Regions from separate parts of the Homo sapiens genome. Here region 2 is linked to region 1. Evidence: chromatin loops called from intact Hi-C (ENCODE). Cell type or tissue: dorsolateral prefrontal cortex. All regions are shown on one strand. Each heading gives the region's core, and the rest is flanking DNA. Links, peaks and the distances in the headings are about the cores only.

Evidence for each region. A loop is a pair of places that touch in the nucleus more often than their neighbours do. Peaks named below come from ENCODE experiments on the same cell type or tissue, not always from the same donor. Only the 100,000 strongest peaks of a DNase experiment are listed, where the experiment ranks them.
Region 2: it touches region 1 in a loop (2.0-fold over the local background); 2 of 110 quality-filtered maps call a loop at or near these places.

What each region holds. Positions count from the first base shown.
Region 1 is chr1:11,208,768-11,216,603 of GRCh38, reverse strand. It overlaps MTOR (mechanistic target of rapamycin kinase), which reads left to right. Exons shown (of 58, transcript NM_004958.4): 20 at 370-456; 21 at 3,038-3,205; 22 at 3,696-3,808; 23 at 4,130-4,292; 24 at 5,698-5,790; 25 at 7,146-7,292. Among named protein-coding and RNA genes, the nearest start is that of ANGPTL7, 23 kb to the right of the region's middle. In dorsolateral prefrontal cortex, for the core only: a CTCF peak has its summit at 4,150; a DNase peak (open chromatin) is centred at 4,203; H3K27ac peaks cover 708 bases.
Region 2 is chr1:11,057,098-11,063,009 of GRCh38, reverse strand. It overlaps SRM (spermidine synthase), which reads left to right and starts at 2,992. Exons shown (of 8, transcript NM_003132.3): 1 at 2,992-3,233; 2 at 3,665-3,785; 3 at 4,118-4,210. The coding sequence starts at 3,067. RefSeq lists silencers at 2,543-3,072, 3,283-3,472. In dorsolateral prefrontal cortex, for the core only: a CTCF peak has its summit at 2,843; a DNase peak (open chromatin) is centred at 2,889; H3K4me3 peaks cover 2,288 bases; H3K27ac peaks cover 1,636 bases.

The DNA.
Region 1 (7,836 bases), core at 3,126-5,625:
ACGTGCATAGCTCACTACAGCCTTGAACTTCTGGGCTCAAGCATTTCTCCCACCTTAGCATCCAGTAGCTAGAACTACAGGCAAGTGCCCAGCTAATTTTTTGTATTTTTTTTGTAGAGACAGGATCTCGCCATGTTGCCCAGGCTGTTCTTGAAATCTTGGCCTCAAGCAGTCCTCCCGCCTTGGCCTCCCAAAGCACTGAGCCTCCAAACCTAGCCAAGCTTGGGTCTTTGAAATATATTCTCAGTAGATAGTGTAGTGTGGAAACCCATTCCATAGTTGCCTTTATTTGTTCACATGAGCTTAAGGTAAGCCTGGGGGTTCAATGTCCTTCATGATACCAGCTGGTTGACCTCTTGTCCATTTCAGTTTTTGTTCCAGCAGCTGGGAATGTTGGTGTCCTTTGTGAAGAGCCACATCAGACCTTATATGGATGAAATAGTCACCCTCATGAGAGTGAGTAGAAGTTAATGCTTTGGCCTCTTCCATGTTTGGGTCAAGGAAGGCTCAGAAGCAAGTTTGAATGACATAGACTTTTTTTCACGGATCTTTGTAGAGCTGTTACAGTCTTAGTACAGGAAGTGGAACAAAGCCCACTGGATTTTGAGGGGGAGGAAGGGCTGTTGCTCCAGGTTCCCAGGTACAAAACTACAAGGCATGAAGGCTGAAGAGAAATCCTGCAGTAATTGTTCTGCCAGAAATAGACAATTGGGTTATTTGCCTCACACACAACAAAGCAATTTTACTTTAATATCACAAGGGTGCTTTTCTATTTTCATGAAAGCCCTCTTTGTTACTGCTCATAAACCATGAAGGGATTGGGTTTTCTTAGGGCTGTTAAATATGATGGACACGTGTTGGGCACCAAGGAACAAGGTGATGCTTTACCCTGCTACCTCCAAAACCATACATATCACCTTTTGACTGCAGTGGCACATGAGAAAAGGCTCAGGTTCCAGGATTTTATAACATGCATTAAGTAGGTGCCAGAAGACACCCCATGGGCAATATCATTTTTCCTTGTGTTCTATATAATTTAAATGTCTCTACGGGGAAGATTGCTTCACAGGGATGGCATGTCCTCAAAGAGTTGGAAGATTTCTGTTCTTTCACACCAGACCTTTGTAGTTAGTTTGGACTAAAATCAAAATGGCTGGACTATTTGATTTTAGCAGGACTAAAATCAAAATGGCTGGTTTCAAATGGAACTTCCCAGCACCTGGATCTCAGAACTGAAAACCTCCCTACATGTATAAATAATTAAAAGCTGCTCTATTCCCTGACTCTTACCACAGAAGCCTCTGTACAAGGAGGATTTAGGCAGAATGCTAAAGAGGCCGATGGCTAGTCTTAGTGGGAGGAGGGGCAAGGGAAGAAGCAGTGTCCTCATGGGAGGAGGATGAAGTAATCTGTGACTTAATCCCCCCAAGAAGGCTAAACAAGGATACAATATGACCATATTATAGTCATAACAGGTTGATGACCAAAACACAGGGAATTGAGGCAGGGAGCCTCACACCTGCAAAATACAGCTTTCATTTCATCCCAGATAGAGAAGGTGCAACGGGGGCTCTTCCTTTGACTGTTGATTCTGGGCATTTTAATGAGCTCCCCCGAGCCTGGGAAGAAAATAGTCTTTGTGAACAGTGATCCAGCTGACATCCCTTGGCAGGCTGCCTGACATCTTTGAGGTAGAGAAGCCCCTGTGAGGAGCTGATGATAATGCAGCTGGGAGGTAGGTTGGCCTTCTCTAAAGAAGGCAGAGTAGGGTTCAAGTGGATGAACATCAGACAGACTCTGGAGGCTGTGAAATCTGTGGTGTTTCTTTGGCAACACTTTTAACCTAGAAAACACAGCTTTTTCAGAGAGAATACTTCTCTCCAAGTAGAGAGAAAGGAAGTTTTACCAGCATCTTCTAGTATAGTTTTTGCTTTCTAAACCATTATGCTTTTAAAGATACCTTTTTAAATAAAAATACTATATCTTTTTATAAAGCCTTTCATCTGAGGAGTTATCCTTGTTGTTATGGACTTCTACTTTGAACTATTTAGAGGCTCCAAGAATATTAACATTCATGTGTTGCCATCATTAGTAGGGTTTCTATTATCATTAAATTTCCTACTCCAGAACTTTTAAAGATGGTGGTAGGCAGCTGTCTTTTTGAGTTGATAGAAATGATATCTTTTCCTGGAGTTAGAGGCTTGGACTAATTTGCTTTGCAGCACTGAGGCAGGATCTGTGGCCAGTTGGCCAAGTTTTTATTTTAGTAACTTGTGTGGAAAATAACCATGTGGGTGTAGAAAGGGGCTCATTTTGTGGCACTGTTCAGGCCTGATGGATAGATTTTTGGGAAGGGACAGATATCAGATGCTATCTATTAATAGCAAAATCTAAATCCAGAAAAGCCAGGAAATATTTGTAATACTGGAGTCACCCTCTGGTAGAGATCAGGTGATACCAAAGTAAGGTCCAAGTCCACCCTGGACCACTTCAGAGTTTTTTGAGTGACTTAGTCATCTGTTCATTCTAGAATATTCCAGATGCTCTGATTGATAGATTCTGGGGATACAGAGATAGGATACTTGTCCCTAAGTAGCCTACAGTCTAGAGGGAGGACAGCAAAGCAAAGGAAGTCTTACAACTGCTATCGCTATCAAAGGGAGTGCAAAGGACCCAAGTGGATCATGGAAGGAGAAGAAGAAAGCCTGCATGGGAGAAGTGAGGCTAGAGCCAGGTCTAGAAAGACAGACAGGGCTTAGCTGAGCAAGAAGTGGGATTCTAGGCAGAGGAAGCAGCATGAGCAAAGCCCAGAGGACTGAGGTAGCCTGGTGCATCTGGGGAAATGCAATTGAGTTTGTCCAGTGTAGCTGCAACATAGGACACAAGAAGGGCCCAGTGGGAGGAGGGGAGTGAGGAGTTGATCTCGGCGCAGACCATGCTCACTACAGTTTTGCTTTTCTGGCCATCTTGATTCCTTTGTTCATATATCATCAGAAAGGGACCTGACTCAGCTCCTCTGACTTTTCTCTCTTTGTAGGAATTCTGGGTCATGAACACCTCAATTCAGAGCACGATCATTCTTCTCATTGAGCAAATTGTGGTAGCTCTTGGGGGTGAATTTAAGCTCTACCTGCCCCAGCTGATCCCACACATGCTGCGTGTCTTCATGCATGACAACAGCCCAGGCCGCATTGTCTCTATCAAGGTGAGTAGCCTACGTCATCCTCCAGAGAGATTTTCTGATTTCCTCTGAGTCCCTGGGTGATCAGCTAAAAGCTGAGACCTCATTCTGAGTGACAGGTTGATGCCCATTCCATAAGACAGAATCCCAAGAATACTAATACCCAATGTGTGCAGTTTACAGAATGTCTGTAATCCTCTCTTGATTATCCTTATGTTTTGTATCTGTTTCAATGGATTAATCTTGGGAAATATTTTATCCCAGACTAATTTTCTTTATTTTCCAGCAACGGATTCCTTATCAACTCAAATAAGCACAGAGAAAGCAAAGTAATATGTAAGCAAATAAAATGAGGGGAAGAAAGTGCTATCAAAAGGATATAGTTCAAGGCCATTTAATAAAGAGTTTTCCCAGTCCCCAGAGAACTTTGAATTGTCTACACCACCACCCGCTGCGTGTCCTTAGATACTTGGGACCTGACTATTCATCACCATGCTTTTGCTCCCTTTTGCAGTTACTGGCTGCAATCCAGCTGTTTGGCGCCAACCTGGATGACTACCTGCATTTACTGCTGCCTCCTATTGTTAAGTTGTTTGATGCCCCTGAAGCTCCACTGCCATCTCGAAAGTGAGCACCTCCTCTTTGGGACTAGCAATCTTTAAGCTTTAATGTTTTGTTGAAAATGTTCATTTCTTAAGTTCCCAGGCCATCTTTCTATTTTTTTTGTTATTTCAACTCACATTATTTTAGTCTAGAAATATCCCAGGTTTATGGAAATCTTAACTGTCCCTATCCCATTGGAATAAATGTTGGATCCATGTCATCCAAAATACCTTAGAAGCCGTTCATTCCCATCCCTTTGGTGCTGATTGTTAAGCTCACCCTCAGTCACGTCTCTTCCTTGGAGATTGTATGTTAGCAGTTACTGTATGTTAGTGATTGTTGTAGGGCAGCGCTAGAGACTGTGGACCGCCTGACGGAGTCCCTGGATTTCACTGACTATGCCTCCCGGATCATTCACCCTATTGTTCGAACACTGGACCAGAGCCCAGAACTGCGCTCCACAGCCATGGACACGCTGTCTTCACTTGTTTTTCAGCTGGGGAAGAAGGTAAGATGGGAGTCTGGACAGACAGGTGCTCTTCTGCCTTATTTGGAAAGAAGACTTTGTCTGTGAGCCACTCAGACTTTGTCTGATGCCAGCCACCATCAGAGAACGTGGAATTACTTGCTTTTTTTCTTTTCATGTGTTCAGCAAACATTTATTGAGCAACCTATGTGAGCTAAGTGCCGTTCTGGGGGTAACACGGTAAACAGAATAAAGTCCTTGCTCTCATAGAGCTTCCATCCTGATGAAGCAAAGCAAATAAACAGTTTGTTTCTTAAGAGTGATGGGTTGAAGTGGGGAGAAGTGCTCTTTATTTAGGGTAGACAGAGAAGACCTCTGATCAGTTGACACTCAAGCAGAGACCTAGATAAAATAAAGGCCTGGTTGCAAAGAATTGGATGCAAGGAGAAGAAATAGCAAGTGCTAAGGTTGAGGTGGCAGCTTGCTCAAAGAGTTCAGGGCACAGCAGGAAAGCAGTGTGACTTCAGAGGAGCAAGCAATGGGGAAGTGCTTGTAGTTAAGGTGATGGAGATAAGGCAGAATAGTAGAGACTAGATTTTGTAGGCCTGGAGCTCTCAAAATATCATTCCTGGACAAGCAGTATCAGTGTCTACATACCTGAGAACTTGTTAGAAATGCAGATTCTTGAGCTAGGCACAGTGACTCACACCCGTAATTCCAGCAACTTGGGAGGCTGAGGCAAGAGGATTGCTTGAGATCAGGAGTTGGAGACCAACTCCAGACATAGCAAGACCCTGTCTCCACAAAAAAATTTAAAACTTAGCCAGGCGTAGGAACACGTGCCTGTGGTCCCAGCTACTCAGGAGGCTAAGGCAGAGGGATCGCTTGAGCCCAGGAGTTCCAGACTGCAGTGACCCCCATAATTGTGCCATTGCACTCCAGCCTGGGCAACAGAGCAAGACCTCATCTCACCTAAGACCTACTGAATCAGATCCTCTAGCTGTGGAGCCCAGCAGTCTCTGGTTTCATGAGCTGTCCAGGTGATTCTGACGCCCACTAAAATATGCAAATCACTATTGTGGGCCATTGTAAGTACTTTGGCTTTTACTCTGAGCAAGACTGGAAGTTTTTGGTGGACTTTGAACACAGGAAAAATAAGATCTGACTTAATATTTTTAAATGATAACTCAATGCCATGTGGGAAAATAGGCTGCGGGGGCAAGGGCAGAAGCAAAGATCTGTTAAGAGGCCACCATCATAAACCAGATGATGGGGACTTGAACTAGGATTATAACGGGAGATGGGAAGAAGGATTCTTTTGAATATCACAGAGCTAGCCACAAACCCAGAAGAAATGGTCATAATGTAGTTGTATAATATTTTTTCCTCTACTTTTTCTCCACTCTCCAAAATGATAGTTTCTCATCTCTTCCCCCTCCTGTTTTAGTACCAAATTTTCATTCCAATGGTGAATAAAGTTCTGGTGCGACACCGAATCAATCATCAGCGCTATGATGTGCTCATCTGCAGAATTGTCAAGGTGAACTATACTTCTTTTCTGTTCTGAAGTCCCTGTTGTCTTTACTACTTGATATTCTTGTAATCTTGGCTATGGGAGTTTGTGTAGCTTTTTGGCTGTAAATTAGGGATTGGCAAACTTTTTTCCAGTTTTGTAGACTATGTGGTCTCTTTTGCAGCTCCTCAGCTCTGCCACTACAGCCTGAGAGCAGCCATACACAATGTGTAAATGATGAGCCTGGCTGCATTCCACTAAAACTTTATTTATGGACACCTAAATTTGATTCTCTCAATTTTCATGTGTTGCAAAATATCAATCTTCTTTTGATTTTTTTTCCCCCCAACCATTTAAAAGTATAAAAACCCTTCTTAGCTCTTGGGCTATATAAAAACAGGCAGAGGGCTGGGTGCGGTGGCTCCCGCCTTGGGAGGCCAAGGCAGGTGGATTGCTTGAGCCCAGGAGTTTGAGACCAGCCTGGGCAACATGGTAAAACCCCATCTGTACAAAAAATACAAAAAATTAGCTGGTCATGATGGCGGGTACCTGTGGTCCCAGTTACCGAGGAGGCTGAAGTGGGAGGATCACCTGAGGCTGCAGTGAGCTGTGATTGCACCAGTGCACTCCAGCCTGGGTGGCAGAGTGAGACCCTATCTCAAAGTAGATTAAAGGCTAGGCACAGGGGCTCATGCCTGTAATCCCACAACTTTGAGAGGCTGAGGCGGGAGGATCACTTGAGGTCAGGAGTTCAAGACCAGCCTGGCCAACATGGCGAAACCTCGTCTCCATTAAAAATACAAAAATTAGCCGGGCATGGTGGTGTGCACCTGTAGTCCCAACTATTCAGGAGGCTCAGGCAAGAGAATTGCTTGAACCCAGGAGGCAGAGGTTGCAGTGAGCTGAGATTGCGCTACTGCACTCCAGCCTGAGAGACAGAGCTAGACTCTGTCTCAAAAAAATAAGTAAATAAATAGGTTCGATTAGATAGGCAGGTAGGGAGTGGCACAAATAAATAAGTGAATAGATGATTCTTTTTAAAAAGTTTTAAAAAGCCAGGGGATGGGGGCTGTTTGCCACCTTTGCTCCAAACACTTTATCACTTTTCCCATTGCCGACAATTGTTTATCTTTGCTAGTTGCATGGTTGCTTGATCTTAATACTAAGTCAGTGCTTGTCAGTAACTAGGAGTGACTAGCAAAGACTGTCTACAGTTGGGGAGTCAGCCCATCTGTGGTTCATTTTGTCCATATGTGCAACTTTTTACTTCTTACTGAAATCCTGGCTCTACCAGGTCTGCACCTCCCAAAATTTAAGGATATTTCCTAAACCAGAAGCATCTAGTAGAGTTATAGGTGTTTCCTATAAATCTTTGGTTGTAGGGATACACACTTGCTGATGAAGAGGAGGATCCTTTGATTTACCAGCATCGGATGCTTAGGAGTGGCCAAGGGGATGCATTGGCTAGTGGACCAGTGGAAACAGGACCCATGAAGAAACTGCACGTCAGCACCATCAACCTCCAAAAGGCAAGTCCATTGTTTCAGGTGACTGGGAAAGGAGAGCTCTGCTCTTCTCACTTACTCAAAACTTTTAACTGTTTAAACTGGGCAACCGAAAACCAGCCCAGGTGTTTTTTCCAGAAATCTAGATACCATGAACTTAGATCATTTTGTCTTTTTACAGGTGCCTAAATTGTAATTTTGTTTTGAATAGAGAAAAAGTAGAGAACAAAATGTCCTTTTGTGCTCCCTTGGAATATGGATGGTAGAACCTTTTGTTGCAAATACATTCTCATTTTTTACATGAAGGGAACAAAGCTAGTGAGCCCCCTAGTTGGCATTGAGACTGATGAAGGCTCTTTCAAACAGTGCTTTTCAAACTTCTCAAACTCATTGGGCTTACCAGTTGCTGGGAGTCTTGTAAAAATGCTTATTCTGTTGTTGGCAGTCTGATTTGGGGCCTGATATTCTGCATTTCTGACAAGCTGCCAGCTAATGTGATGCTGCTGGTCCATGGACCATACTTTGAGTAGTGAGGTTTTAGATGTTTCCAAGTGATTACTGAATTATC
Region 2 (5,912 bases), core at 1,695-4,194, 150 kb after region 1:
TCTCTCCTCTACCCTTTCTCCCCTTTTTCCTTTTATAATAACACTTTTTAGGAGGTTGGGTGGGATAGTTAACCCACTAGACACTTAAGCTTTACAACTGGGTTTTTGAGGTACATTGGTCTGAATTTAGGGGAAAACATTTCATGCTAAAGCCTGATTTTCTCAGTCCTGGTTGTTTGGTTGTTTTTTTGTTTTGTTTTGTTTTGTTTTTTGGTGTTGGGGGTGTTTTTTTTTGTTTTTTTTTTTTTCCTTTCTTGGAGACAGGGTCTCGCTCTGTCACCTAGGCTGGAGTGCAGTGGTGCGACTGTGGCTCACTGCAACCTCCGCCTCCTGGGTTGAAGCAATTCTCATGCCTCAGCCTCCCAAGTAGCTGGGATTACAGGTGCACGCCACAATGGCAGCTAGTTTTTGTATTTTTAGTAGAGATGGAATTTCACCACCTTGGCCAGGCTGGTCTTGAACTCCTGACCTCAGGTGATCCACCCGCTTTGGCCTCCCGAACTGCTGGGATTACAAGCGTGAGCCACCACGCGTGGCCAATCCTGGTTTTTTTCTGTAGACTTCTGTGGTCATCTGGCCTGACTTTAACGTCAGTTGTGATTATAACTGGGCTGTGCAATAATGGCTACTTCTGGCAAAATCAGTTTTTCTTCCTTGTGACCTGAAGTCAGGTGGCATTTCTGGATTCACAGTGCTGTATATTTGGGGGCTTTTTTGTCTGTAATTTACTCAGGGCTTTTGTCTTCTCTGAACTTGGAAGGTTTGTGCAATGTCTGTACACTCTGGCCGAGAGGTCTCAAGTTCTGTGCCTGCTTGAGGCTGAGGCCTCTCAGTTTCACTCCCTCTACAGGAGGACAAAGGATGTCAATGTGGCCTTTTTCATGTGAGGACCCACATGCTGGAGCAGCTTTGTCCAGCTTATAGAGGGGATGGGATGGACCTGGCCCTCCACTTTCCCCCATGCAGTGTCCTGGAATGCCAGGGCCACTGTCTATGGTCAGTCCTTCACCACCTAAAAGCAAGCTGATCCACAAGGCACCTGGCTGCATCCAGGCCTGTCATCTACGGCCACCATCCTCAGCTTCAGAGCTTATGATCTGGCTCAGGGAACACAGACAAGTACTGCCATCTACAGCCACCATCCTCAGCTTCAGAGCTTATGATCTGGCTTAGGGAACACAGACAAGTACACGGGCAGTTACAACCCAGAGGCAGAAATGTCTTGGAGGAAGTACAGGCAATGTAGGCAAACACCTTGACCCAAGTACAGGATTGAACCCAATCAAGCCTGTAGCACTGGACACACTGATTGACTCTGTCTTATCCACTACGTGGACATTTCAAGAATAATCTTCGTTCCTGGAACAAGTCCATGGAAGCTGTTGCCTAGCAATGTTTTTTATTTTTTAGAGACAGTCTTGCTATGTTGCCCAGGCTGGTCTCGAACTCCTGGGCTCAAGCGGTCCTCCTGCCTCGGCCTCCCAAAATTCTAGTATTATCAGCCTGAGCCCCTGTGCCCAGCTGCCTAGCAATTTTTTTTTTTTTTTTTTGAGACGGAGTTTCACTATCGTTGCCCAGGCTAGAGTGCAGTGGCGCAATCTCAGCTCACTGCAACCTCCAACTCCCGGGTTCAAGCGATTCTCCTGCCTCAGCCTCCCGAGTAGCTGGGACTGCAGGCGCGCACTACCATGCCCAGCTAATTTTTGTATTTTTAGTACAGACGGGGTTTCACCATGTTGGCCAGGATCGTCTTGATCTCTTGACCTCGTGATCCGCCCGCCTCCGCCTCCGCCTCCCACAGTGCTGGGATTACCGGGGTGAACCATCACGCCCAGGCACCTAGCAATTCTTTAGCGGTCTTGGTTTACCTCCCCTTTAGAAGGAGCTTAAAAGCAAGCAAGGCACATTGTTGCCTAGGCTTGAGGCTTGCTCTCACCCATAAACAACGCTGTTACTCTGCTCTGGGGACGACACAGGAAACGTTCCCCACCTCCAGGTGGAGGCTGCAAAACGTGTCAAAACCATCCCTGACATAATGTCAAGAGTAGCTTATACTAGTTTCATCTTCCTTCCTTGGCATTCGAACTGCGTGTGGAACAATTAGCATTTAATATTTGGTAATTAGCATGCTTAATGTGATTCTGAGAAGTTCTTTGACATTCTCATAAAAACAGCACATTCCCACCCACCCTTCAAAGAGCAAGACCCAGTTTGTCAAGAAAAATTGCGTGCCAGTCTTTTCTGGTGCTGAATATGTATGTTCTGGGCCTCTTCCTGGACACTGCTGGTAAATTTAGAAACTCGTTTAGAAAAGCACTTCTCTCGTATTCAACAGCCTATAGGCTCATGGCGCAGAATCTAAGGGAAAATGGCTAAATCCAGCTTGTGAATTCGCGGGCTGTGATGATTCTTTCCAAGTAAATAAAAACCCTCGGTTCGCCCCGACGAGCCACATAATCTGTTCAAATCCAACAAGGAACCAGATTTTGGACGCAAAGAAGGATACGTTCTACTCGCCCCGTGCAACAACGTAAACCACTGTAGCCACCCGCTCCCGTGTCTCCAGCCCAAAGGCTGACTCTCCAGTCCGCACGTCGCAGCGCTCTTGCCCTCCACACCAAGCCCGAGTCCCGCAGCCCCTCGAGGCCCTCGGTGCCTCCCAACCCCGAGAAGGAAGCGGGGGCCGGTGGTGCACCGCCCCGGCTGCTTGGGGCGGAGGAAGGACCCGGACCCCTTCCGCCGGCCCAGCCCGCCCCGGAACCCGACCCGGCCGCCCGGCCCCGGCCGGGCCCCACGTGGCCCCTGGAGCGGGCCGCACTACCCTGCTGCCGCCGACGGACGGCGCGCCACAGCCACTCTGCGCCGCTCTGCGAGCCGGTGGCCAATGAGCGCCAGGCGAGGCCGCTTTGCCATTGGCGAGCGCGGGCTCCGCCCCCGCCGGCAGGCCCCGCCCCGCGCCCGGGTTAGGTTGCGGCGCGGGCGGCGGGCGGAGCTGGTCCCGTTGTGCTGCGGCGCCGCGCGGCCTGCAGTCCCGGGCCCGCGCCCCGCGCCGCCCGCCCGCCCGCCATGGAGCCCGGCCCCGACGGCCCCGCCGCCTCCGGCCCCGCCGCCATCCGCGAGGGCTGGTTCCGCGAGACCTGCAGCCTGTGGCCCGGCCAGGCCCTGTCACTGCAGGTGGAGCAGCTGCTCCACCACCGGCGCTCGCGCTACCAGGACATCCTCGTCTTCCGCAGGTACCGCCGCTGCCCGCAGGCGCCTGCCCCCTAGGCTCAGCCCGGGCCGCCTGCTGCCCGCCTCACGGGCCTCTCCACGCCGGGACCCAAGCGGGCTGGACCTCGTCCTGCCCTGGCCCCCTCGCCACCCCTCACACCGCCTCCCTGGGCTGGGGCTGGGACTGCGGGCTGGCCTCTTGGGTGGGGGAGTCGGAGTCTGCGCCCCGCTCCACGTGTCAGCCCTCAGGACACGTCAGAGCCCGAGGAGACCCCGGGTCCCACCCCGGCCTCCACCCGGCGGCCCGCCTGCCGTTCCTCGCCACGTGTCACCATCGCTCCTCATCCCTGGGACCCCTAGGCGGGATGGGGAGACCCTCCTCACCCAGGGCGGCTTGGGGTACGTTTTCCCCACCCCAGAGAACCCAGGTCCCCGACTGTCACTCCGCCCGCAGTAAGACCTATGGCAACGTGCTGGTGTTGGACGGTGTCATCCAGTGCACGGAGAGAGACGAGTTCTCCTACCAGGAGATGATCGCCAACCTGCCTCTCTGCAGCCACCCCAACCCGCGAAAGGTACCCCAGTGTCCCCTGGAACAGTGCCGGACGAGGGGCGGCCCCAGGTGTGCTCCGGGCTCTTCCCAGATGCTGCCTGCATGGTTGTCAGAGAAAGTGCTAGCGAGGCCAGGGGCGTCCCGCGGAGGGGTGGGGGCCGACACTGACGCGGCCTCGGAATCCTAGGGCAGCCCTGGAAGGAACTTCCAGGAAAGGGGACACCGGCACGAAAGCGTTTCCGAGGGTAGAAAAAGATGAGGCCCGTGGGTCCGAGGGGTCAGGGGGTCTGCTTCAGGGGCCTGGGGGCTCCCAGTCCTGCCAGGGCCCCTGCCTTGACTGCCCCCTCCTCCCAGGTGCTGATCATCGGGGGCGGAGATGGAGGTGTCCTGCGGGAGGTGGTGAAGCACCCCTCCGTGGAGTCCGTGGTCCAGTGTGAGATCGACGAGGTGAGTGCCGGCGTAGAGCCAGGTTTGAGTCCTGGTTCTCCCAGCGGCCAGCTGTGCCCTGAAATGGCTGCACACCCCCGAGCAAGGCAGGTAGGGCCTGTTTCTCCATCTGGAAAACACCTGGTCGGGGAGGGTTCAGTAGGAAAACCAGATGGCAGAGGGCCTGGCAGGTGGTGAGGGCACCTGCGTGGCGAGCTCTTACTAAAACTGAGCTGATTTTTTTTTTTTTTTTTTTTTTGAGACAGAGTTTCGCTCTTGTTGCCCAGGCTGGAGTGTGATGGTGCGATCTCGGCTCACTGCAACCTCCACCTCCTGGGCTCAAGTAGTTCTTCTGCCTCAGCCTCCGGAGTAGCTGGGATTACAGACATGCGCTACCATGCCCGGCTAATTTTGTATTTTTAGTAGAGACAGGGTTTCTCCATGTTGGTCAGGCTGGTCTCGGACCTGGCGACCACAGGTGATCCGCCAGCCTCGTCCTCCCAAAGTACTGGGATTACAGGCGTGAGCCACCACGCCCAGCCGACTAAGCTGATTTTTAATCTGAGCCCCAGGCAGGGCCCCAAGACAGCTCAACTATTTGTACGTTACCCCTTACACTCAGTAGCTGCTCACTAAAATCATGCTACGTGCCAGGTGTTGCCCGGGTATGGGGACAGTGGTAGACGACAGATCAGTCCCTGCCCTCTAGGAGCTGATGTCCTAGTTAAAGGAGACATCAGATGGCCAGACGTGGTGGCTCACACCTGTAATCCCAGCACTTTGGGACGCCAAGGCGGGCAGATCACCTGAGGTCAGGAGTTCAAGAGCAGCCTGGCCAACCTGGTGAAACCCCATTTCTACTAAAAATACAAAAATTAGCCGGGCATGGTAGTGCATGTCTGTAAACCCAGCTACTAGGGAGGCTGAGGTGGAAGAATTACTTGAGCCCGGGAGGCGGAAGTTGCAATGAACCGAGATCTCGCCACTGCACTCCAGCCTGGGTGACAGAGGAAGAATCTGTCTCAAAAAAAACAAACAACAAAAATAGAGACATCAAAGGATGGTCTGATGAAGGCAAGACAGGGGCTGGGGGACAGGAGAAGGCAGGGTTCCTGTGAATGCATGGGGGGTGGTCAGGGCAGGCCTCCAGGAGGTGGCGTTTGAGCTGAGACCTCAGTGAAAAGCAGGTGGCCGTGTGCAGGGAGGGGGAGGTTCTCCTGGCCAGAGGTTGGAATTGCATCCTTCTAAAATAGGAAACAGGCCAAGCGCTGGTGGCTCACACCTGTAATCTCAGCACTCTGGGAGGCTGAGGCGGGCAGATCACAAGGTCTCTACTAAAAATAAAAAAAAAAAAAAAAAAATGGCCCAGCTTGGTGGCGTGCGCCTGTAATCCCAACTACTCGGGAGGCTGAGGCAGGAGGGTGCAGTGAGCTGAGATCGTGCCACTGCACTCCAGCCTGGGCAGCAGAGCAAGACTGTCTCGAAAAATAAATAAAATAGGAAGCGACAAGAAAGCCACTCAGATGGGGCGATTTGGTCTGGAAGGAGGGGGTAGGGATGGGAGAGAGGAGCCCAAGCCGCCGGCAGGAGCCAGCTCTCAAGGAGAAATGGAGGTACCAGAGTTCTCCCCGCTTTACACATTATAAACTGAGGTTCCCAAAAGGGGCCAGGTGTGGTGGCTCACAGCTGTAATCCTAGCACTTTTGGAGGCCGAGGTGGGAGG